Regions from separate parts of the Homo sapiens genome. Here region 2 is linked to region 1. A link is an interaction called in ENCODE POLR2A ChIA-PET data of the cell type or tissue named here. Cell type or tissue: endothelial cell of umbilical vein. All regions are shown on one strand. Links, peaks and the distances in the headings refer to the core of each region. The heading gives the core; the rest is flanking DNA.

Region 1 (11,372 bases), core at 1,365-9,364:
CTGAGAAAAAAGGTCTTACGGCTTTTAAGAATTTAGAGAGCTATAGTGCCATCTACTGGAAAACACAGATTATGTTACTTCTTAAGCAAAATTCACTACCATATTTTCTATCAAACAAATCCCAGGGTCATGTCTACAATGATTTTGCATTGATTATATAACATGTAAAATTAACTACTAAATCTGTTAACCACGTACATAGCAGTTATAACTGAATACTAATGTGATTACAAATGTATACTACTCCATTCCCACCATAGAGAAAGAATGCATAAGACTCAGAAATTAACACCTAGCTGGTTCAGAGTTGACCTGGGATTTCCTTCTGAATGGCTTTTTTTTTCTTCCAAATCCTAACCTTATATTTCTCTTTCTTTTTTCTTGAGATGGGGTCTCTCCATGTCGCCCAGGATGATCTCAAACTCCTGTGCTCAAGCAATCCTCCTGCCTCAGCCTTTTAAGTGGGTACGACTAAAACAGAGGGCTTTTGTTCAACATGACTGACTCAGCATGATCCTTGCAAGCAGAGGGCCAACATCACACGCACACGCACACACGCACACACACACACACACACACACACACACACACACACACTCAAATGGAAAACCATGAAGAAAACAATAATATAGCTGTTGATTTGTCATTACCTAAATAGAACACTTATTCAGTAGTAAACACTTTTTTTGCATTTTTTTTAAATATCAAACACTTCACAAATCTCCACATCATCCTTGCACAGAGACCATGCTAATCGTCTCTGTATTGCTCCAATTTTAGTATATGTGCTGCAGAAGTAAGCGCTAACACATCCTTTTACATAAACAAGTATTCTTACACCTTCCTGAATTTGGGAAGGATTATACTCAAGGAATAGGGGAAGTGATGGAACTTACTGAGGTGCTACACGTCTCCAGTAGCGATCAATTCCATGTTTAAAATACAGTACAGCAAGCCACCTTACATTTATATCCAAAGTGTGGTTGGTGAAAATATTCTATAAATAAAAAACATAATATTAGAATTAGCATGGAATAAGTAAAAAGTATAATTAATGTACCCACAATAAAGTATGGACAGATCTTTGTTTTGTTTTGTTTTGTTTTGTTTTGTTTTTGAGACAGTTTCACTCTCGTCGCCCAGGCTGGAGTGCAATGACACGATTTCGGCTCACTGCAACCTCCGCCTCCCAGGTTCAAGAGATTCTCCTGCCTCAGCCTCCCAAGTAGCTGGGGTTACAGGTGCCTGCCACCAAGCCCAGCTAATTTTTTGTATTTTTTTTTTGTAGAGACAGGGTTTCACCATGCTGGCCAGGCTGGTCTCGACCTCTTGACCTCAGGTGATCCATTCGCCTTGGCCTCCCAAAGTGCTGGGATTACAGGCATGAGCCACCACACCCAGCCTGGACAGATCTTTTAATTAAATTTGTTTATATTCTATCACTACATATATCATATCGATATTTATGAAGTATATATAGTTCTACAATTCATATAAGAAGTACACCTGCTCAGTTGTATGTTAACTGTTCAAAGCTGAGTAACACACATGTAGAGTCATTGTACTATTCTGCTTTAAGGTGTGTTTGAAAATTCCCCTAGTAAAAAAATTAAATTCAGAAACAAGCAAACCTAATTATTTTTCAAATGAATACCATAAGCCCATACATATTCAATAAAATATATAACTTCCAAATTAGAAAAAGTAGGCCCACTACAGCATAGATTCAAAGATTCTAAGGAGTCAAGGCCCCGGGGTTAATACATGCTATGAAATAAAACTATTTCATAGTACCCTCCTTATCAAAACAATTATCCTTGTAAATAAGTTTGATAAAGCTGGGCGCGGTAGCTCACGCCTGTAATCCCAGCACTTTGGGAGGTCGAGGCAGGCGAATCACGAGGTCAGGAGATCGAGACTATCCTGGCCAACATGGTGAAACCCCATCTCTACTAAAAATACAAAAATTAGCTGGGCATGGTGGCGCATGCCTGTAATACCAGCTACTCGGGAGGCTGAGGCAGGAGAATAGCTTCAACCAGGAAGGTGGAGGTTGCAGTAAGCCGAGATCGCGCCACTGTGCTCCAACCTGGTGACAGAGTGAGACTCTGTCTCAAAAAAAAAAAAAGTTTGATAGCAGAACATTTTTAAGAGATATAAAGCGGCCGGGCATGGTGGTTCATGCCTGTAATCCCTGCACTCTGGGAGGCCGAGGCAGGTGGACCACCATGAGGTCAGGAGTTCGAGACCAGCCTGGCCAACATGATGAAACCCCATCTCTACTAAAAATACAAAAAATTAGCTGGGTGTGGTGGTGCACATCTATAATCCCAGCTGCTAGTAGGCTGAGGCAGGAGAATTGCTTGAACCCAGGAGGCGGAGGTTGCAGTGAGCAGAGATCGCACCACTGCACTCCAGCCTGGGCAACAAGAGCAAAACTCTGTCCCATAAAAAAAAAAAAAAAAAAAAAAAAAAAAAAAAAAGGCCAGGCACAGTGGCTCATGCCTGTAATCCCAGCACTTTGGGAGGCCGAGGGGGACAAATCACCTGAGGTCAAAGGTTCAAGACCAGCCTGACCAACATGGAGAAATCCCGTTTCTATAAAAATACAAAATTAGCCAGGCATGGTTGCGCATGCCTGTAATCCCAGCTACTTGGGAGGCTGAGGCAGGAGAATCACTTGAACCCGGGAGGGGAGAGGATGTTGTGAGCTGAGATCGCACCATTGCACTCCATCCTGGGCAACAAGAGTGAAACTCTGTCTCAAAAAACAAGAGAGATAAAGCTACATGTGATGTGAATAATCTCAACTCAACATTAACCATTACTCAAAAAAAGTATGCATTATGTTAATCCAAATAATAATAATGACTATAATTATACTATGTCTCAGACCAAAAACAACTCAAATTCCCAAAGGTGACCTCTTAAACCTTGTATAGGAAAACCCCAAAGCCAAAAATGATGTGGAAGTATGTCCTTTGCTATAGAAAAACATTTGTAAGTTTTTTTTTTTGAGATGGAGTCTCACTCCCGTTGCACTGACTGGAGTGCAGTGGCGCGATCTTGGCTCACTGCAACCTCCACCTCCCGGGTTCAAGCGATTCTCCTTCCTCAACCTCCCGAATAGCTGGGATTACAGGCATGCACCACCACTCCCGGCTAATTTTTGTGTTTTTAGCAAAGACGGGCTTTCACCATGTTGGCCAGGTGGGTCTTGAACGCCTGACCTCAGGTGATCCACCTGCCCTGGCCTCCCAAAGTGCTAGGATTACAGGGGTGAGCCACTGTGATCAGCCAAGTATTTTTTAAAAAGGAATGCAGGCTGGGCGCAGTGGCTCACGCCTGTAATCCCAGCACTTTGGGAGGCCGAGGTGGGCAGATTATTTGAGGTCAGGAGTTAGAGACCAGCCTGGCCAACATGGTGAAACCCTGTCTCTACTAAAAATACAAAAAATTAGCTAGGCATGGTGGGGGGGCGCCTGTAATCCCAGCTACTCAGGAGGCGGAGGCAGGAGAATCGCTTGAACCCAGGAGGCAGAAGTTGCAGTGAGCTGAGATCACACCACTGCACTCCAGCCTGGGCAACACAGCGAGACTCCACCTCAGATAAAAAAAAAAAAAAAAAAAGGGGACGTACACTATACAGCCAATTTTAGAAAATCATGTCTAAATACAAAAAAAAAGAAAAAAGATTACAAATATAGTTGTGTAACTCACATTTATTCCTTCGAACCACTGGCAACTGGGTGCAAGTCCCTCTTTTGGGTCTCCATTACAAAACATGCACTTCTTTTACCACATTAATCACATTTGATCTTCACACTTTACATGTCCACCTTCTATACTACATTGAGTCTTGTCTTACGCCTAGAATCTAGCACAGTGCCTGGCAAAGCAGAAACTTCCTAACTTTCTATTGAGCAAATGAGTGAACGAATGGAAGTAATGTGGGAATATTGTGGAAGTTGGTGGATCTCACTCAGTCTATCTCAAATACACTTACAAAAATAAGAAAAGTCAAGCTGCAGATGTCAATCCAAGTAGAAATGTCCTATAAGTACTCTGAAAAACAGGACTAGAACATAAGCCTGAGATCATGTATACAAATACAGGAGTCTCCTGACTAGAATGGACAGCTAGGTAAGATCAAATGTACCTAGATAGCGAGTATAGGGGAAAAAGGAAGACTAAAACACAGCAGCTTTTTAATCTACTGTAAATATAATCTGTTCCATCTAAAAGAAATGTTATATCCCTCTAAGAAGAAAATTACAGGTAATAAAAATAAAGACATTTGGAGGCCAAGGTGGGAGGATCATTTGAGCCCAGGAGTTTGACACCAGCCAACAAAGCAAGACCCTGTCTCTACTTAAAAAAAAAAAAAAGACTGGGCCAGGCGCAGTCGCTCACGCCTGTAATCCCAGCACTTTGGGAGGCCAAGGCGGGCGGATCACAAGGCCAAGAGATTGAGACCATCCTGGCTAACACGGTGAAACCCCATCTCTACTAAAAATACAAAAAAATTAGCCAGGCGTGGTGGCGGGCACCTGTAGTCCCAGCTACTCAGGAGGCTGAGGCACGAGAATGGCATGAACCTGGGAGGCGGAGCTTGCAGTGAGCCTAGATCACCCCACTGCACTCCAGCCTGTGCGACAGAGCGAGACGTCTCAAAAAAAAAAAAAAAAAAAAAAACCTACGCAGTTAGTATTATTAATAAGGTATAGTTATTAATACATAAAAAGACAACAGTTAAGCAATGCCTATTGGTTTTTAAGGTCCAGCAGTAATTAAAATAAGAAATTCTGAAAGTGTTTTATATTTTGGCCAGAAAAAGCACAAGACTAATTATAGAGCATATTCATTTAAATAAGCGTAAGGAGAGTAAAGATACTCAAGAGATTTTTTTTTTTTTTTTTTTGAGATGGAGTCTTACTCTGTCGCCCAGGTTGGAATGCAGTGGTGCAATCTCCACTCACTGCAAGCTCTGCTTCCTGGGTTCACACCATTCTCCTGCTTCAGCCTCCCAAGTAGCTGGGACTACAGGCGCCCGCCACCATGCCTGGCTAATTTTTTGTATTTTTAGTAGAGACGGGATTTCACCGTGTTAGTCAGGATGGTCTCAATCTCCTGGTCACGTGATTCGCCCGCCTTGGCCTCCCAAAGTGCTGGGATGACAGGCATAAGCCACCACACCTGGCCCCGCTGCTCCCCCCCTTTTTTTTTTGAGATGGAGTTTCGTTCTTGTTGCCCAGACTGGAGTACAATGGCACGATCTCAGCTCACTGCAACCTCCGCCTCCTGAGTTCAAGCGATTCTCCTGCCTCAGCCTCATGAATAGCTGCGACTACAGGCGTGCGCCACCACACCTGGCTAATTTTGTATTTTCAGTAGAGATGGGGTTTCAGCATGTCAGTCAGGCTGGTCTCAAACTCCTGACCTCAGGTGATCCACCCGCCTTGGCCTCCCAAAGTGCTGGGATTACAGGAGTGAGCCACTGCACCCGGCCCTACTCAAGAGATTTTCTAAAGATTTATACTATGCCTAAAATTTACAAACATGATGCTAAGATTACATAAAGAATAAGATGTTTTCTTTAGTATCTTTTAAAATCAATCTTTTTTTTTTTACGATTCTGTTACTGAGCCAAACAGCCATCTTTTTTGTTATATTCAGGATAACAAGTCTGACTTTAAACAATTTCCCTTACTGTCATGAACAATATCTTCTTCAATTTAACAAACAACTCAAACTTTTTTAGCCAACAAGTTAAAATATATATGACAACTGCTATCATTTATTTTATTTTGCAAGATATAATAAACAATTTTGCTCTGATTCTATGACCTGGTCACAAATACTGAGTCAGTTTTTAACCCAACGGGGAGCTTTGTTGCCCTGACCAGAAGCTAAACCTCAAACACTAATCAGAGTTCTCAATTTCTCAGAAGAAAAGTATAAGGAAAGTGTTCAACACAAAAAGACTTCTTTCATTCTGGCATTGAGAAAATAATTTTGATTAATTAGTCAAAAACTTTGAACTCCAATAAAGGTTAATTTAAAGCACATATTGTTAATTAATTATACCATTTCCCATTATATCCAAGAAAACATCAGCTGTGTCAAGAGAATGAAATTTTTAGATGAGAAAAGAAAACATTTTAAAGTGAAATACACGGTACACCTGACATTGATGCTGCAATGTGGAGACCTGAACAACTATGACAACATAAATTACCTGGGGTAGGGATAAAGACAAAATATGAAAGAGTGCTACCTAGAGTCCTGATAGTAGACACTTTTAACGTACTAAAACTGAAAATCATCACAGTTTTGCCTTCTGAGCAGATGCTACATATACCTAGCTTATTTTTATATTTATCAATAAATATTTATTTAACACCCTTAAGAAGTCATAAAGTAATAAGATAATGGCAAAGGCATCAGCAGCCAAACATCTGAATCTATTTCACTAAACTACCAATAAAACTAGGGTTTTAAAACAAATTAATGTTGTCTCATTTTATTAAAAAGAAAAGCAAACAATTTTAGAACAACTTACCAGCAACACTGAATAGAAACCTGGCTGTGTCTCCCACTGCTTCAACTGCTCCTCAGCTGGTTTTAACACAGCAGTATCCTGACTGGTGGCCTGTGTTAACACCTGAAGAACAACAGTGCTGGCACTATTGAGATCCATGGAAACCTGGCAATGATAAGTTAACATACTTGAATATGTATTACAAGTAATAAAAAATTAACAGTAAAATAAATGGAGACAAAAAGCTTTCATGTTCTGAATTACTCCCATTCATCTAATCCTTCATGTTCTGCCTTTCTATCTTTTCTAAGTATACCCCATACTCATCCTTAAAATTCATAATCAAATTATTTTTGCTTAAATCAATTTATTCCTAAAGGAAACTCTCTTTCATTGTTCCATAAATAGAAGATAATAAATTGAGGGAGGGGAGATACACACACAAACTTCAAAGTTTCTAAATTCTGAGTAAGTACCATTACGTGCCCAAGACTAAGCATAATGTCTTCTGTCTTCGTTTTAAAAAGGAGATTAATAAGTGTTATAAAAGTATTAAACCATACAGTAAGTAACACCTAACTTTATCCTTGACAAAATCAGAAGGAAGAAAAGAAAACTGCAAAAGAATTGCTTTGACTTGTTAGTAAAGTACTCTCCAACATCATCTTACGTGCCACCAATGGTGCATCTCCAAATCATTTTAAGAAACATACAAAATGAAATGCTATGGGGAAAAAAGCCAAACTGACCTATTAAACAAAAATCTAAAACCTAAGTCAGAAAGGATCTTAAGGGCTGGGTCATCTAATCCTATACCATGTAGCTGAAGCCATTCAACAAACACACAATTTCTTGATTTTGTTGAATTCTCCGGGATTCTGTTTCTAATCACCCCCAAAATTGTATATACAATTCTATACTTAGCAAGTATGTATAGTTATTCACAATATACACGTACAAAATATAAGGATTAAAATTGAAAGCTAAAAATATTGACAGAAAATAAGTCGAAGTTCTCAGTGCAGGGGTGACAGGGAATAGCGTTGTACTGTATTGATACAGCTTAGTGACAGTGGCTATCTCTGTGACCGAAGAATGTTCCAGACAGTAAAAGTCTGAAAGTTATTAGCCTATAAAGAATATAGCCAAAGCAAATGAATTCCTTTGTTAAAATAATTACAATTAAATTGCAGTGAAATGGCAAGATTCCAAATGTTGATTCAACAAGAAATCTGACCTAGATTACCTTTTAGGGAAAATCAACCATTTCAAAACCTATGTAAGTAAAGCAGGGCTAATCAAAAACACAAAAATTTCATTGTACCATCTTAAAAAGGGCCTAATAACTAGAATCTGAAAAATACCAAGTTACTGATAGAGTTGGATTAAGATTTGATTTGATTTTGATTTATTTTTTGAGACAGAGTCTCACTCTGTCACCCAGGCTCGAGTGCAACAGCACAATCTCAACTCACTCCACCTCCCGGGTTCAAGCGATTCTCCTGCCTCAGCCTCCCCAGTATTTGGGATTACAGGCGCACACCACCAAGCCCAGCTAATTTTTGTATTTTTAGTAGAGACGGGGTTTCACCACGTTGGCCAGGCTGGTCTCAAACTCCTGACCCCAGGTGATCCGCCTGCCTCAGCCTCCCAAAGTGCTGGGATTACAGGCATGAGCCACCATGCCCGGCCAGATTGAGATTTTTTTTTTTTTGAGACAGAGTCTTGCTCTGTTGCCCAGGCTGGAGTGCAGTGGCACGATCTCGGCTCACTGCAACCTCTGCCTGCCAGGTCCTTGGCCACCCAAAGTGCTGGGATTACAGGCGCGAGCCACCATGCGCAGCCCAGATTAAGATTTTAAATTTCTGTCACCCAGGCTGTAACACAGTGACGTGATCACTGCTCACGGCAGCCGCGATCTCAAGTGATCTTTCCACCTCAGCCTCCTAAGTAGCTGGGAACACAGACATGCACCACCGGGCCCAGCTAATTTTTTTTTATTTTTTATTTTTTGTAGAGACAAGGTCTCGCTTTGTTGCCCAGGCTGGTCTCAAACTTCTAGGCTCAAGCAATCCCTCCCCAAGTGCTGGGATTACAGGCATGAGCCATGGCATCTGGCCTAATTTTACATTTTCTAGCAGCCACGTTAAGTAGTAAAAAGAAGTATGTAAAAATTAATCCTAATATATATATTTTACTACAGCTGCTCTGATATATATATATATACACATATATATACATATATATACATATATATACATATATACATATATATACATATATATACATATATACATATATACATATATATACATATATACATATATACATATATATACATATATACATATATACACATATATATACATATATATACATATATATATACACATATACATATATATTTTTTTTTTGAGACAGCGTCTCACTCTGTTGCCTAGGCTACAGTGCAGTGGTGCAATCTCAGCTCATGGCAACCTCTGCCTCCCGGGTTCAAGTGATTCTCCTGCCTTAGCCTCCCAAGTAGCTGCGACTACAGGCGCGAGCCACCACGCCCAGCTAATTTTTGTATTTTTAGTAGAGACTGGGTTTCACCATATTGGCCAGGATGGTCTCAAACTCCTGACCTCAAATGATCCGCCTGCCTCGGCCTCCTGAAGTTCTGGCATTACAGGTGTAAGCCACTGCACCAGGCCTAATAGTGTATTTGACTCAATACATCCAAAATGTTATCATTGCAACATGTAACCAATATTTTTTAAATATACTGAGATATTTTACTTTTAATACTAAATCTTCAAAATCCTGTGTATATTTTACACTTAAAGCACATCTCATGGCCAGGTGTGGTGGCTCACACCTGTTAATCCCAGCACTTTGGGAGGCTGAGGCAGACAGATCGCCTGAGCCCAGGACTTCAAGACCCACCTGGGCAACAGAGCAAAATCCCGTCTCTACAGAAAATACAAAAATTACCCAGGTGTGGTGTGCACTTGTAGTCCCAGCTACTAAGGAGGCTAAGGTGGGAGGATCACCTGAGCCCAGGGAGGTCCAGGATACAGTGAGCTGTGATCACGCCACTGCACTCCAGCCTGGGCAACAGAGAAACCCTGTCTCAAAACAAACAAACAAAAAAAAAGACTGACTGCAACTGAGTGTGTCACTTTAGACTGGGTATTCAGTGAAGGCTTCTGAGAAGTGACATTTATGAGAGACGTGAATGACAAGAGAAACCCATGCAAGGATCAGAAGGCAGAGCTTCAGACGGGGAAAACAACTAGAAAAAAGGCCTTGCGATTAGAAACAAACTGAAGAAGGCCAACATGACTGACACTTAGTGAGAAAAGGGGAAAGTGGCGGAAAATGAAGTTGGAGAAAAGGGCAGGAACAAATGGGGCAAAATAAGGTGTCTAGGCTTTTCATATAGGTATAAAAATAGACGCAGGATAGGAAGAACATAAATATATTGCTATCAACATATGAAAGGAAAAAAGCTCTACCAGAACTCATCCTCATCCCACCCCCTCCACCAAAGAAATAAAGATAAAAGTCACAGCCTTGCTTTGGGCTATTCCTAAAAAAATCACTGACTACTGCCAACCCTCAAAGCAATTTTCCCCTAGAGCAAAGATTGTGCAGAGAACATAAATGCACACAGCAAAGCAATCCTTACCCTCACCATTTTTCCTGTTCTAGTGGAATCTGCTAGAGTTTCCCATCCCTGCCTCCTTCCAGTATCTGCCCCATCCAGGTCCTCCCCTTGCTTTGATCCTTGCTCCTAAGAAGCCCATCCAGTCTGGCGGGGAAGAGCTCAGTTCATACATTTTTGGGGCACCTATTTTGTGCCAGACACTGCAGTAGTTGTTAGGATAAGAATCAGAAGAGTCTCTGTTGTCTACCCAAAATCTGTGGGCTACTGGGGTGAGAGGCAGAGGAAGCTACTCTTATTGTTAAAACAAATTGTGAAAAGTACGTTTCTACCATACCAGTTGGCGCCCAGAGTATATCTCCCACACAGAACCAATATACGAACGTGCCTACAGTTGGAAACAAAAATTCTCCTTAAAAGAAACAAGTAAACAAAAGAAAACTCAGCATCTTTACCTGCTACTAACAGATTTATCAGACCTGCAGTGACTTCAGTTTCAGCCATACATAACAATGTTCTTCAGAATATTTGTATTATCTGTGTTTGTCATTAGTTTTAGGGCATTTCACACATACAATAACCCCAGCAAGTCTACTAAATGCCAACACTTTAAGTAGATTGACTTTAAAAAAAAAACAAAAAACAAAAAGGTGCCAAAATTAGAGTAAAAACCGAAGAAGAGTGTTCCAAAATAAAAAGGTTCCCACAGTGAAATAATTTATTCAGGCATGGGTAAATAACCCATGCTAAAACCATTAAATGAAAGAACAGTTGTTGGGGAACAGAATGTTCCCAATGTGTCCAAGTATCACTCCACAGATTACTTGCTAATTGTAATGAAGAAACAAATCTTTAAAATAAAGAAATCCATCGTCAGTCGCCAGCTTAACCAACAGAGTAAATTCAGTTATCAACAACAACAACACAACTTGACCTTAAGTGCCTCCTGATATGATGAAATACGCAGCCCACAGCCTCGCCTCTGAAACATCAAAAACGGTCAACATTAATCTAATCAAGACTGGGCCTAACTTCCAGTTTAAAAGAATTAGAAGAGAAAGAATATTTCTGGAATGATGACATAAGTAGCTCCACAGACCCTCTCCTCAGGGATACAACCCTAACTGGTGAAAATTATAAAAAGCTCAAAGTCTCTGGAAAATGTCTTAACCGCATACAGCA
Region 2 (11,372 bases), core at 2,248-10,247, 220 kb before region 1:
TCAGCTTAAGGAGATTTTGGGCTGAGACAATGGGGTTTTCTAGATATACAATCATGTCATCTGCAAACAGGGACAATTTGACTTCCTCTTTTCCTAATTGAATGCCCTTTATTTCCTTCTCCTGCCTGATTGCCCTGGCCAGAACTTCCAACACTATGTTGAATAGGAGTGGTGAGAGAGGGCATCCCTGTCTTATGCCATTTTTCAAAGGGAATGCTTCCAGTTTTTGCCCATTCAGTACGATATTGGCTGTGGGTTTGTCATAGATAGCTCTTATTATTTTGAGATACGTCCCATCAATACCTAATTTATTGAGAGTTTTTACCATGAAGGTTGTTGAATTTTGTCAAAGACCTTTTCTGCATCTATTGAGATAATCATGTGGTTTTTGTCATTGATTCTGTTTATATGCTGGATTATGTTTACTGATTTGCATACGTTGAACCAGCCTTGTACCCCAGGGATGAAGCCCACTTGATCATGGTGGATAAGCTTTTTGATGTGCTGCTGGATTCGGTTTGCCAGTATTTTGTTGAGGATTTTTGCATTGATGTTCATCAGGGGTATTGGTCTAAAATTCTCTTTTTTTGTTGTGTCTCTGCCAGGCTTTGGTAACAGGATGATGCTGGCCTCATCAAATGAGTTAGGGAGGATTCCCTCTTTTTCTATTGATTGGAATAGTTACAGAAGGAATGGTACCAGCTCCTCCCTGTACCTCTGGTAGAATTCGGCTGTGAATCCATCTGGTCCTGGACTTTTTTTGGTTGGTAAGCTATTAGTTGTTGCCTCAATTTCGGAGCCTGTTATTGGTCTATTCAGAGATTCAACTTCTTCCTGGTTTAGTCTTGGGAGAGTGTATGTGTAGAGGAATTTATCCATTTCTTCTAGATTTTCTAGTTTATTTGTGTAGAGGTGTTTATAGTATTCCCTGATGGTAGTTTGTATTTCTGTGGGATTGCTGGTGATATCCCCTTTATCATTTTTTATTGTGTCTATTTGATTCTTCTCTCTTTTCTTCTTTATTAGTCTTGCTAGCGGTCTATCAATTTTGTTGATCTTTTAAAAAAAAAAAACCAGCTCCTGGATTCATTGATTTTTTGAAGGATTTTTTGTGTCTGTATCTCCTTCAGTTCTGCTCTGATCTTAGTTATTTCTTGCCTTCTGCTAGATTTTGAATGTGTTTGCTCTTGCTTCTCTAGTTCTTTTAATTGTGATGTTAGGGTATCAATTTTAGATCTTTCCTGCTTTCTCTTGTGGGCATTTAGTGCTATAAATTTCCCTCTACACACTGCTGTGAATGTGTCCCAGAGATTCTGGTACATTCTGTCTTTGTTCTTGTGGGTTTCAAAGAACATCTTTATTTCTGCCTTCATTTTGTCATGTACCCAGTAGTCATTCAGGAGCAGGTTGTTCAGTTTCCATGTAGTTGAGCGGTTTTGAGTGAGTTTCTTAATCCTGAGTTCTAGTTTGATTGCACTGTGGTCTGAGAGACAGTTTGTTATAATTTCTGTTCTTTTACATTTGCTGAGGAGTGCTTTACTTCCAACTATATGGTCAATTTTGGAATAGGCATGGTGTGGTGCTGAAAAGAATGTATATTCTGTTGATTTGGGGTGGAGAGTTCTGTAGATGTCTATTAGGTCCACTTGGTGCAGAGCTGAGTTCAATTCCTGGATATTCTTGTTAACTTTCTGTCTCGTTGATGTGTCTCATGTTGACAATGGGGTGTTAAAGTTTTCCATTATTATTGTGTGGGAGTCTAAGTCTCTTTGTAGGTCTCTAAGGACTTGCTTTATGAATCTGGGTGCTCCTGTATTGGGTGCCTATATATTTAGGATAGTTAGCTCTTCTTGTTGAATTGATCCCTTTACCATTACATAATGGCCTTCTTTGTCTCTTTTGATCTTTGTTGGTTTACAGTGTGTTTTATCAGAGACCAGGATTGCAACACCTGCCTTTTTTTGTTTTTCCATTTGCTTGTTAGATCTTCCTCCACCCCTTTATTTTGAGCCTATGTGTGTCTCTGCATGTGAGATGGGTTTCCTGAATACAGCACACTGATGGGTCTTGACTCTTTATCCAATTTGCCAATCTGTGTCTTTTAATTGGAGCATTTAGCCCATTTACATTTAAGGTTAATATTGTTATTTGTGAATTTGATCCCATCATTACTATGTTAGCTGGTTATTTTGCTCATTAGTTGATGCAGTTTCTTCCTACCCTCGATGGTCTTTACAATTTGGAATGTTTTTGCAGTGGCTGGTACTGGTTGTTCCTTTCCATGTTTAGTGCTTCCTTCAGGAGCTCTTGTAAGGCAGGCCTGGTGGTGACAAAACCTCTCAGCATTTGATTGTCTGTAAAGGATTTTATTTCTCCTTCACTTATGAAGCTTAGTTTGGCTGGATATGAAATTCTGGGTTGAAAATTCTTTTCTTTAAGAATGTTGAATATTGTCCCTACTCTCTTCTGGCTTGTAGAGTTTCTGCTGAGAGATCAGCTTTTAGTCTGATGGGCTTCCCTTTGTGGGTAACCCGACCTTTCTCTCTGGCTGCCCTTAACATTTTTTCCTTCATTTCAACTTTGATGAATCTGACAATTATGTGTCTTGGAGTTGCTCTTCTCGAGGAGTATCTTTGTGGCGTTCTCTGTATTTCCTGAATCTGAATGTTGGCCTGCCTTGCTAGATTGGGGAAGTTCTCCTGGATAATATCCTGCAGAGTGTTTTCCAACTTGGTTCCATTCTCCCCGTCACTTTCAGGTACACCAATCAGACAGAGGTTTGGTCTTTTCACATAGTCCCATATTTCTTGGAGGCTTTGTTTGTTTCTTTTTTTTCTTTTTTTCTCTAAACTTCTCTTCGTGCTTCATTTCACTCATTTCGTCTTCCATCACCGATACCCTTTCTTCCAGTTGTTCGCATCGGTTACTGAGGCTTGTGCATTTGTCACGTAGTTCTCATGCCATGGTTTTCAGCTCCGTCAGGTCCTTTAAGGACTTCTCTGCATTGGTTATTCTAGTTAGCCATTCGTCTAATTTTTTTTTCAAGGTTTTTAACTTCTTTGCCATGGGTTCGGACTTCCTCCTTTAGCTCAGAGTAGTTTGATTGTCTGAAGCTTTCTTCTCTCAACTCATCAAAGACATTCTCCGTCCAGCTTTGTTCCGTTGCTGGTGAGGAGCTGCGTTCCTTTGGAGGAGGAGAGGCACTCTGATTTTTAGAGTTTCCAGTTTTTCTGCTCTGTTTTTTCCCCATCTTTGTGGTTTTATCTACCTTTGGTCTTTGATGATGGTGATGTACAGATGGGGTTTTGGTGTGGATGTCCTTTCCGTTTGTTAGTTTTCCTTCTAACAGTCAGGACCCTCAGCTGCAGGTCTGTTGGAGTTTGCTGGAGGTCCACTCCAGACCTTGTTTGCCTGGGTATCAGCAGCGGAGGCTGCAGAACAGCGGATATTGGTGAACAGCAAATGTTGCTGCCTGATTGTTCCTCTGGAAGTTTTGTCTCAGAGGAGTACCCGGCCGTGTGAGGTGTCAGTCTGCCCCTATTGGGGGATGCCTCCCAGTTAGGCTACTCGGGGGTCAGGGACCCACTTGAGGAGCCAGTCTGTCTGTTCTCAGATCTCCAGCTGCATGCTGGGAGAACCACTACTGTCTTCAAAGCTGTCAGACAGGGACATTTAAGTCTGCAGAGGATTCTGCTGCCTTTTGTTTGGCTATGCCCTGTCCCCCAGAGGTGGAGTCTATAGAGGCAGGGGAGCCTCCTTGAGCTGCAGTGGGCTCCATCCAGTTCGAGCTTCCTGGCTGCTTTGTTTACCTACTCCAGCCTCGGCAATGGCACGCGCCCCTCCCCCAGCCTCACTGCCACCTTGCAGTTTGATCTCAGACTGCTGTGCTAGCAATGAGCGAGGCTCTGCGCGTGTAGGACCCTCTGAGCCAGGCGCGGGATATAATCTTCTGGTGTGTCGTTTGCTAAGACCGTTGGAAAAGCGCAGTATTAGGGTGGGAGTAACCCCATTTTCCAGGTGCTGTCTGTCACCCCTTTCTTTGACTAGGAAAGGGAATTCCCTGACCCCTTGTGCTTCCCGGGTGAGGCGATGCCTCGCCCTGCTTTGGCTCACGCTCTGTGCACTGCACCCACTGTCCTGCACCCACTTTCCGACACTCCCTAGTAAGATGAACCCGGTACCTCAGCCGGAAATGCAGAAATCACCCATCTTCTGCATCGCCCATGCTGGGAGATGTAGACTGGAGCTGTTCCTATTCGGCCATCTTGGCTCCACCCCCCAACTTCCTCTAAAAGTATTTTCAATATCGTCATAGTTAGGCTTTAAAAAAAACATGGAGTAATATATATATGTGTGTATATGTGTAAAATCCTTCACATATGCATCACAATATTAAGGGTGGCTATTTCTTGGTGATTGGATTATGAATGTTTGTTGACTATGAATGCTTCTTTACCTTTTTCTTTTCTTTTTCCAGTCTCTCAGTAATGAACATTATTACCTTTATAATCAGAAACAAAGGTAAATTGTGCATGCATGCAGACACACACACACACACACACACACACACACACATACACACACACACACACACACAGTCCCCACAGGGATCCTTAAGTTACCCTGAGCTGTGGACACTGTCTGAATGAACACACTGGTGGGCCTCATCTTTGGAGGTCAATGCACAGTCAGCAGGCCTAACTAAGCAGCAAGAAATACAGATGATAATGTCAATCCTTCAGAAATGTGCTTGGCTGATTCCAGATGTTCTCAAAATCCAAACTACATTTAGGAATCTTGATGCAGCATCAGAAGGGAACAAAACAGATGGAGTGCTGATCCTACTGAGCATTGCTTGTTTTCATTTCATTATGCTTTAAAAGAAATTTCTACCAAGTCAATGTTTACCCAAATGACTTTATTCTTCATTTTATCACATATCTGGTAACCAAGAACAATGTCTTCCCCTTGTCCTTGAAGGACAGGCAACTTTCCTCCCAAGTCTTTAAAAGGGATGAGTCAGGGAAAACTAAACTGGCAGGGGACACACACGTGGTCCTTCCACCTAGCCACCCTCAAACCTGCCCTCTGTCCCTCCACCATGAAGCTGCCTCTGTGTTTGCTGCTTTTGAGGAATTCTTGTGAATCAAAATGGCAGAACCATATAATACTACCAACAACACAATAGTAAGAACGTGTACTGGCTAACTACTATGTGCCAGGAAATGTCCTTAACACTTTCCATATATTAAATATCTCATTTAATCTTCATGAGAATCCTGCAAGAGAAATACTAGCACCATCTCCATTTTACAGAGGAGGACACCGAGGAATAGAGAGAGACAGTAACTTTGCCAGAACCACATAGCTAATGTGTGATGAGGCTGGATTCTGAACACAGGAAGTCACAAAGGAGAAACCATATTAAGAAGAAAAAGCAAGCCCAGGTGCAGTGGCTCACGCCTGTCATCCCAGCACTTTGGGAGGCCGAGGTGGGTGGATAACTTGAGGTCAGGAGTTTGAGACCAGCCTGGCCAACATGGTGAAACCGCATCTCTACTAAAAAGACAAAAAAGTAGCTAGGCGTGGTGGCAGGTGCCTATAATCCCTGCTACTCTGGACGCTGAGGCAGGAGAATTGCTTGAACCTGGAGGCAGAGGTTGCAGTGACCTGAGGTCGTGCCACTGCACTCCAGCCTGAGCAACAGAGCCAGACTTTGTCTCAAAAAAAAAAAAAAAAGAAAAAAGAAAAAGACAAAAAAGAACAAAAATCAAGTCTGAAGCTCAGGTACACAGCTGGCTGCCCTTGATGGAAGTGAAAATTGGACTATGCCAGAGAAGCAGCAGAGAAGTGAGACTGCACTGGAAAACAGACCAGTGTAAACAGACAAGGGCATCAGAACTTTAACACGGGAGACAGCTAAGCAAGTGCACTAAGTAAGGACTGGAAGACAAAGAAGTGAAGTGATGCGACGTTCATGAAGCAAATGGGGAAGCGGGTGTAGTCAAACAAGTCCAAGAAGCCATTCCATGGGGAAAAGGGTCATGGAGAGGAAGGGAGGTGAGCATGTGAAGACCGGATACAAAGGACATGAAACAAAAAAAGCAGCGACAAGATGATTGACCTGACAGCCAGGAGGAAGCACAGAAATGCAGGGGCTCAGATGTTCCCACTCTGGGAAAGCAAAAAGCAAAGAGGGAAACAACTGATTGGAGGGGGAATTGCATCATTTCCTTTTCACTGTTATTTTAACCTCATGTCTTCCTCAGCCACTCTGCCAAACAGATCGAGAGGGATGAACCCCTCCCTCAGGGCTTAATATCCTGTAGAGTGAAATGGCAATGCAGTGGCTGCCACTGTCCCATGGCACTTGGGGTTAGGTCGGATGATTGGTTTTCTGTATGTCCTCTATGTTCTTAGGGATTCCTGCCAAGAATGAGGTGTGATTTCAGGTGAGTAGCTGCCATTTAAAAGGGGCTTCTTAGCCGGGTGCAGTGGCTCACACCTGTAATTTCAGCACTTTGGGAGGCCAAGCCAGGAGGCTCACTTGAGTCCAGGAGGCTGAGATCATCCTGGGCAGCATAGTGAGAACTTCATCTCTACAACTAAAAAAAAAAATTAGCTGGGTGTGGTGGTGCATGCCTGTCATTCCAGTTACCCAGGAGGCCAAGGCAGGAAGATCGCTTCAGCCCAGGAGTTTGAGACTGCAGTGAGCTATAAACGGTCACAGGCATGTGACCCAGGCCCACAGTCTTTTGGCCACAGTGGTTGGTCCAGAGTCAGGTCTGTGGCCCAATAAGCATCAAGGATATGCAATAAGACCTTTGTTGGTGCCACTGCACTCCAGCCTGGTAGACATAGTGAGACCCTGTTTCTGGTGCTGGGGGGTGGGAAGAGAGAGAGAGAGAAAAAAAAAAAAAAGAAAAAAGAGGATTCTTCTTTCACAGGATTATTGTGGCTATGAAATAAGATCATATATGGAAAGGACAGGTGTATAGGGCTTAACAATTGCTATATGCTCAAAGAAAGGTGCCATGGGAGAAGGGTGTCCCTCTTCTACTCAAAATATTCAATGGCTGCCACCATCAGCAAGACACAAGTGCAGACACCCTGGCCTGGCACTGAAAGCCCTGCATTGACTAGCCCCAACTTACAGTTCTACAACCTTAATCACAGAATTAATTTACTAAACCTACATTTTACCAGCTTTCATCCTACTCAGAAATGCCAAAATACTTATATAAGAGGATTTAAGCATTAAAGGACATGGGTCCCATTCATCACAGAGCTCAGCCAGGGATCACAGAAGTTGATCTACCAAGTAACTCTTTCAGGTCCGGGAGGGAGAGGGGAGGAACGTCCTAAGTTGTGTCCTGAAATAAGGATCAAGTTTGGATAAGATGACAGTGCTGAGTCCCTGGAACGCAGCTTTCATATCAGGCAGCGGCAGAATGGGAGGGAGACACTGGTGAAGTCAATGTTGAATGAAAAACAAAGAGGAGCAAAGGTCATATACTTTCATTTAGAAAAATGGAGCTGGAATATTGATGGCCGCAAATAGGCAGGCTTAAAAGTAAGCAAACAGTGAGATGAGATTGTACCACTGCACTCCAGTCTGGATGATAAAATGAGACCCTGTCTCCAAAAAAAAAAAAAAGAAAGAAAAAGAAAAAAATAAGCCAACAGTTGTGTGCACAGGGCCCACATGGCAAAGCCGGAGGAATCCTAGATCAAGTAAGAAGAAAACTGCTGAGACGTTGTTCTCCAGGATAACTAAGTTACTTGGCCTATATTCTAGACACACAGATCTCATTTTTACTTCTCTTTTGGTTCACTGCAAAGGGGCTGCTTTATTTATTATTGTTGTATCTGCCATACAGCAGCCAGGTGTTCTTCTCCTGGCAGTGCGCTCCCCTCTGCTCACCTGCTTATGATGCTATTGCTAATTCCGGAGGCAGGCATATGACCCAGGCCCACAGTCTTTTGGCCACAGTGATTGGTCCAGAGTCAGGTCTGTGGCCTAATAAGGACCAATGAGATGTAGTAAGACTTTTGTTGGGGCAGCAGGTGATAAGCCATTTGCTTTTTTTGCTGGAACTTCCATAAGTCAGATGACACATACCTGGAGCTGCCCAGGAAGCCAACACCATAGAAGACACAGCCAAGAAATGGAGAAACTGGGTCCTGCCACACTGTTTGAGCACTTGGATCAGACTGCACCTGAAGCCAATATAGCCCAACTATATCAATTAAGTGAGCCAATCAATTCCTGCTTTTCTTAAGCCAGTATAAATTGGATTCCAACCTCACAACTGAAAGAGTCACAACTAACAGAGAAATGGAAGCTGAAACTTAAATAAACTATCTCTGCCAGAGAGCTGGGTGACCCATGCCCTGGGAGAGACACTCTACTTCACTGCACTTGCCCAGCACACCTTAACACAAAGGCCAGGACTCATCAGAGGGCAAGATGGTGCTGCCTCCCAAACACCCAATCAGCTCTTAGCCAAGACTTGCTGGGAAAATACCCAACTTCTCCTGGAAGCAGAGACACCTCAGGTAGCCAGGAGGAGAAGCCAGCTGTAGGAGACCCTATGTACGGTTTCTATCTCATAATCTTCTCCATGGCCAGCTCTTCTTGCCCACTTTCCCCAGCTGAAACTGTCTTTGCCAGTAGAGTTGGTCCTACTGCAATCCCGTGACCACACTGAGTGTCCCTCTGATTCCACACAGTGGCTCCTCCCTGCCTAGACTTCTCCATCCCCTTCTTTTCATCATCAACCTTGCCCTTATTCCTAGGCCTGGTTCAAAGCTTTTCCATTTTCTCTGGATGCAACAACCCACATTTGAACCCAGTTTCCATATCCGTTAAGTGGGATAATAATCTCTTAGGGAAGCAGCTATTAAAACATAGTAAGTTTGAGACCAGCCTGGGCAACATAGTGAAACCCCCTTCTCTACAAAAAAATACAAAAATTAGCCAGGCATGGTGGCATGCACCCATAGTCCCCTCAGGAGTTGGAGGTGGGAGGATCACTTGAACCCAGGAGGTCAAGGCTACAGTAAGCTGAGATCATCCCACTGTACTCCAGCCTGGGTGACAGAGTGAGACCCTGTCTCTAAATAAATAAATATAATGATAATATTATAATAGCCAACATTGATGGAGCACTTTAATATACATCAGGCACTATTCTGAGTGCTTTACATGTGTTAACTCATTTAATCTTTATGTACCCCTATCAAGGCGTTGTTATATACATTTAGACAATGGAGCACAGGAAGGTTAAGTAATTGCCCAATGTCATGCAGCTAGAAGGTGACAGAGCCATATTTAAAACCCAAGCACTTTGGTGCCAGAGCTTTGATTCTGAGCTGCTGCATTCCAACTGCCCTTACTGGTGTTAGGATGAAGTGAGAGATGAGGATGCAGGAATGTCAGAAATCTGCCCAAACCACTTCCATCCCGAACTGTAAATCTGCTCACAGAAGTATACTTACACGTGACCACGGCAGGATACTTTTAAAATTACTATTACTTGTCACTTAGGTATGAGGTCTAAGAAGGACCCTCCCTTCCCCTAAACCCAAATCTAGGCCTTGTCACCATCCAGCTGCCGAAGGAAGCCTGAGGCAATGCTAACTGTGCCCCAGGGCACCACAAGAAAATCTGGAACTAGGACTGGATTAGCGCAATCTCTCACCCAAACTGGAAACTAAACTAGGATAACCTATGTTCTGATGTGCTCTGACAAATTCCTGGTTTATGACAAAAGTCTTGGTTTATGTATGTTTCCCTGGTGCAGATATTAAAAATTTCCTAAGTTTGGTTTGGAGCATAAATTAGTTGGTCACCCTAGGCTTGCCTATATGTGAACTAAGGGAGTGAGAATATCACAGACTCCTTTCCTTTCCTACCATGATGACCTCTCTGATTCATGTGACTGCTCCTGTGCACCTTCCTGAAGCCAGTGATGTCATCTCAACTCTGCAGGGACACCCCCTTGAGGGTTAACTCCAGAAGTTCTAAAATGGGTAAGAGTAGACGGTCACTCCATGGCCAGACTACAAAACAGATAAAACCAGACAAAAACAAACTACATTAGGCAGCACAGGCTGCTACATCAAAATACCTACACTGGGTGGCTTCAACAATACACATGTATTTCTCACAGTTCTGAAGCCTGTGAAGTCTAAGACCCAGGCATCAGCAGATTCAGTTCCTGATAAGTGCCCTCTTCCTGGCCTGCAGATGGCTGCCTGCCTGCCGTCTCACTGTGTCCTCACAGCTGAGGGGAGAGAGGGGGCGAGCTCTGCTCTGTCCCCTTCCTTTTCTTATAAAGACACGAATCCCACCATAGGGGGCCCACCCTCATGACCTCATCTGAACCCTGAACCTAATTGCCTCCCAAAGGCCCCACCTGTAAATTCATCATATTGGGCGTTACAGCTTCAACATATGAATTATGGGGAGATACAAACATTCAGTTCATAACACAAACAACCCGCCCCACTCCCATCACCCATCTCAACCAGTATTTAGCTCCATTTCCACTCAGGTCTCTGCTTAAATATCACCTTAAGAGAGCGCTTTCTAAGACCACCCTTCTCAAACAGCATCCCCGGCATCACCTTCTCAGTCCCTATACACAGCTCAGATTTTCTTCCTAGCAACAGTGTGTGTGTGTGTGTGTGTGTGTGTGTGTGTCTACATTTTTAAGTGATTGTCTCCCCTGGTGAAAATGTGAGCTCTATAGGAGGAATGCCAAGCAGAAACCCTCTATGTGAAATTTCAAGCGGGAAGCTGCCACTCATTCATTCCCCTTTCCAGCCCTTCCTCACTAGGCTTTGTCAAGATAAATGTGTTCATGCATGTGTGGACCATATAAACCAGCACTCTCAAATCATCTATGCACAGACAGGAAGCTTATTTTTCTGACTGTATGCTGTTTCCTTTAATAGGGGAGTCTCTATTCCCACTCAGTCGGGAAATGAAATTTGTCCCAATCCAGTAAATTCAAGCCACAGTGGCATTTTTAAAAATTGGTTTTATTTGAAACTGTAGTCCCTCTTGGGTAAATATTCAAATTTGGGTACATTTGTCAGGTTTGACTGTCCAGTTTAAATGCTCCCTCTGGTTAAACTCCATGTTACTGCCCACCTCCTCTGATCTGACCCTAATCTCTAGAAAGCCTCACCCTTGCCCATCAGTGTGCAGCAACAGCCTCTTGGGGAAGGTGAGAGTTCACATCCCATGACCGGCTGGTTCTGCTCTTGCTTCACACAATCTCAGCTGAGAGGCAGCTGCCAGCCTTGCTTCCAGAATCATCTGAGCCTCACAGGAGACTTCTCTTCAGACCCTGACCTTGGAG

Evidence for each region. Peaks named below come from ENCODE experiments on the same cell type or tissue, not always from the same donor. Only the 100,000 strongest peaks of a DNase experiment are listed, where the experiment ranks them.
Region 2: POLR2A ChIA-PET joins it to region 1 with 5 read pairs; 2 of 35 experiments call an interaction of 5 or more read pairs at or near these places.

What each region holds. Positions count from the first base shown.
Region 1 is chr5:62,432,608-62,443,979 of GRCh38, reverse strand. It overlaps IPO11 (importin 11), which reads right to left. Exons shown (of 30, transcript NM_016338.5): 2 at 6,563-6,706; 3 at 897-997. The coding sequence starts at 6,700. It also overlaps the pseudogene RNU6-661P. Among named protein-coding and RNA genes, the nearest start is that of IPO11, 26 kb to the right of the region's middle. In endothelial cell of umbilical vein, for the core only: no CTCF peak of the experiment used is centred there; no DNase peak of the experiment used is centred there.
Region 2 is chr5:62,648,526-62,659,897 of GRCh38, reverse strand. No RefSeq gene overlaps it. Among named protein-coding and RNA genes, the nearest start is that of LRRC70, 75 kb to the right of the region's middle. In endothelial cell of umbilical vein, for the core only: no CTCF peak of the experiment used is centred there; a DNase peak (open chromatin) is centred at 6,147.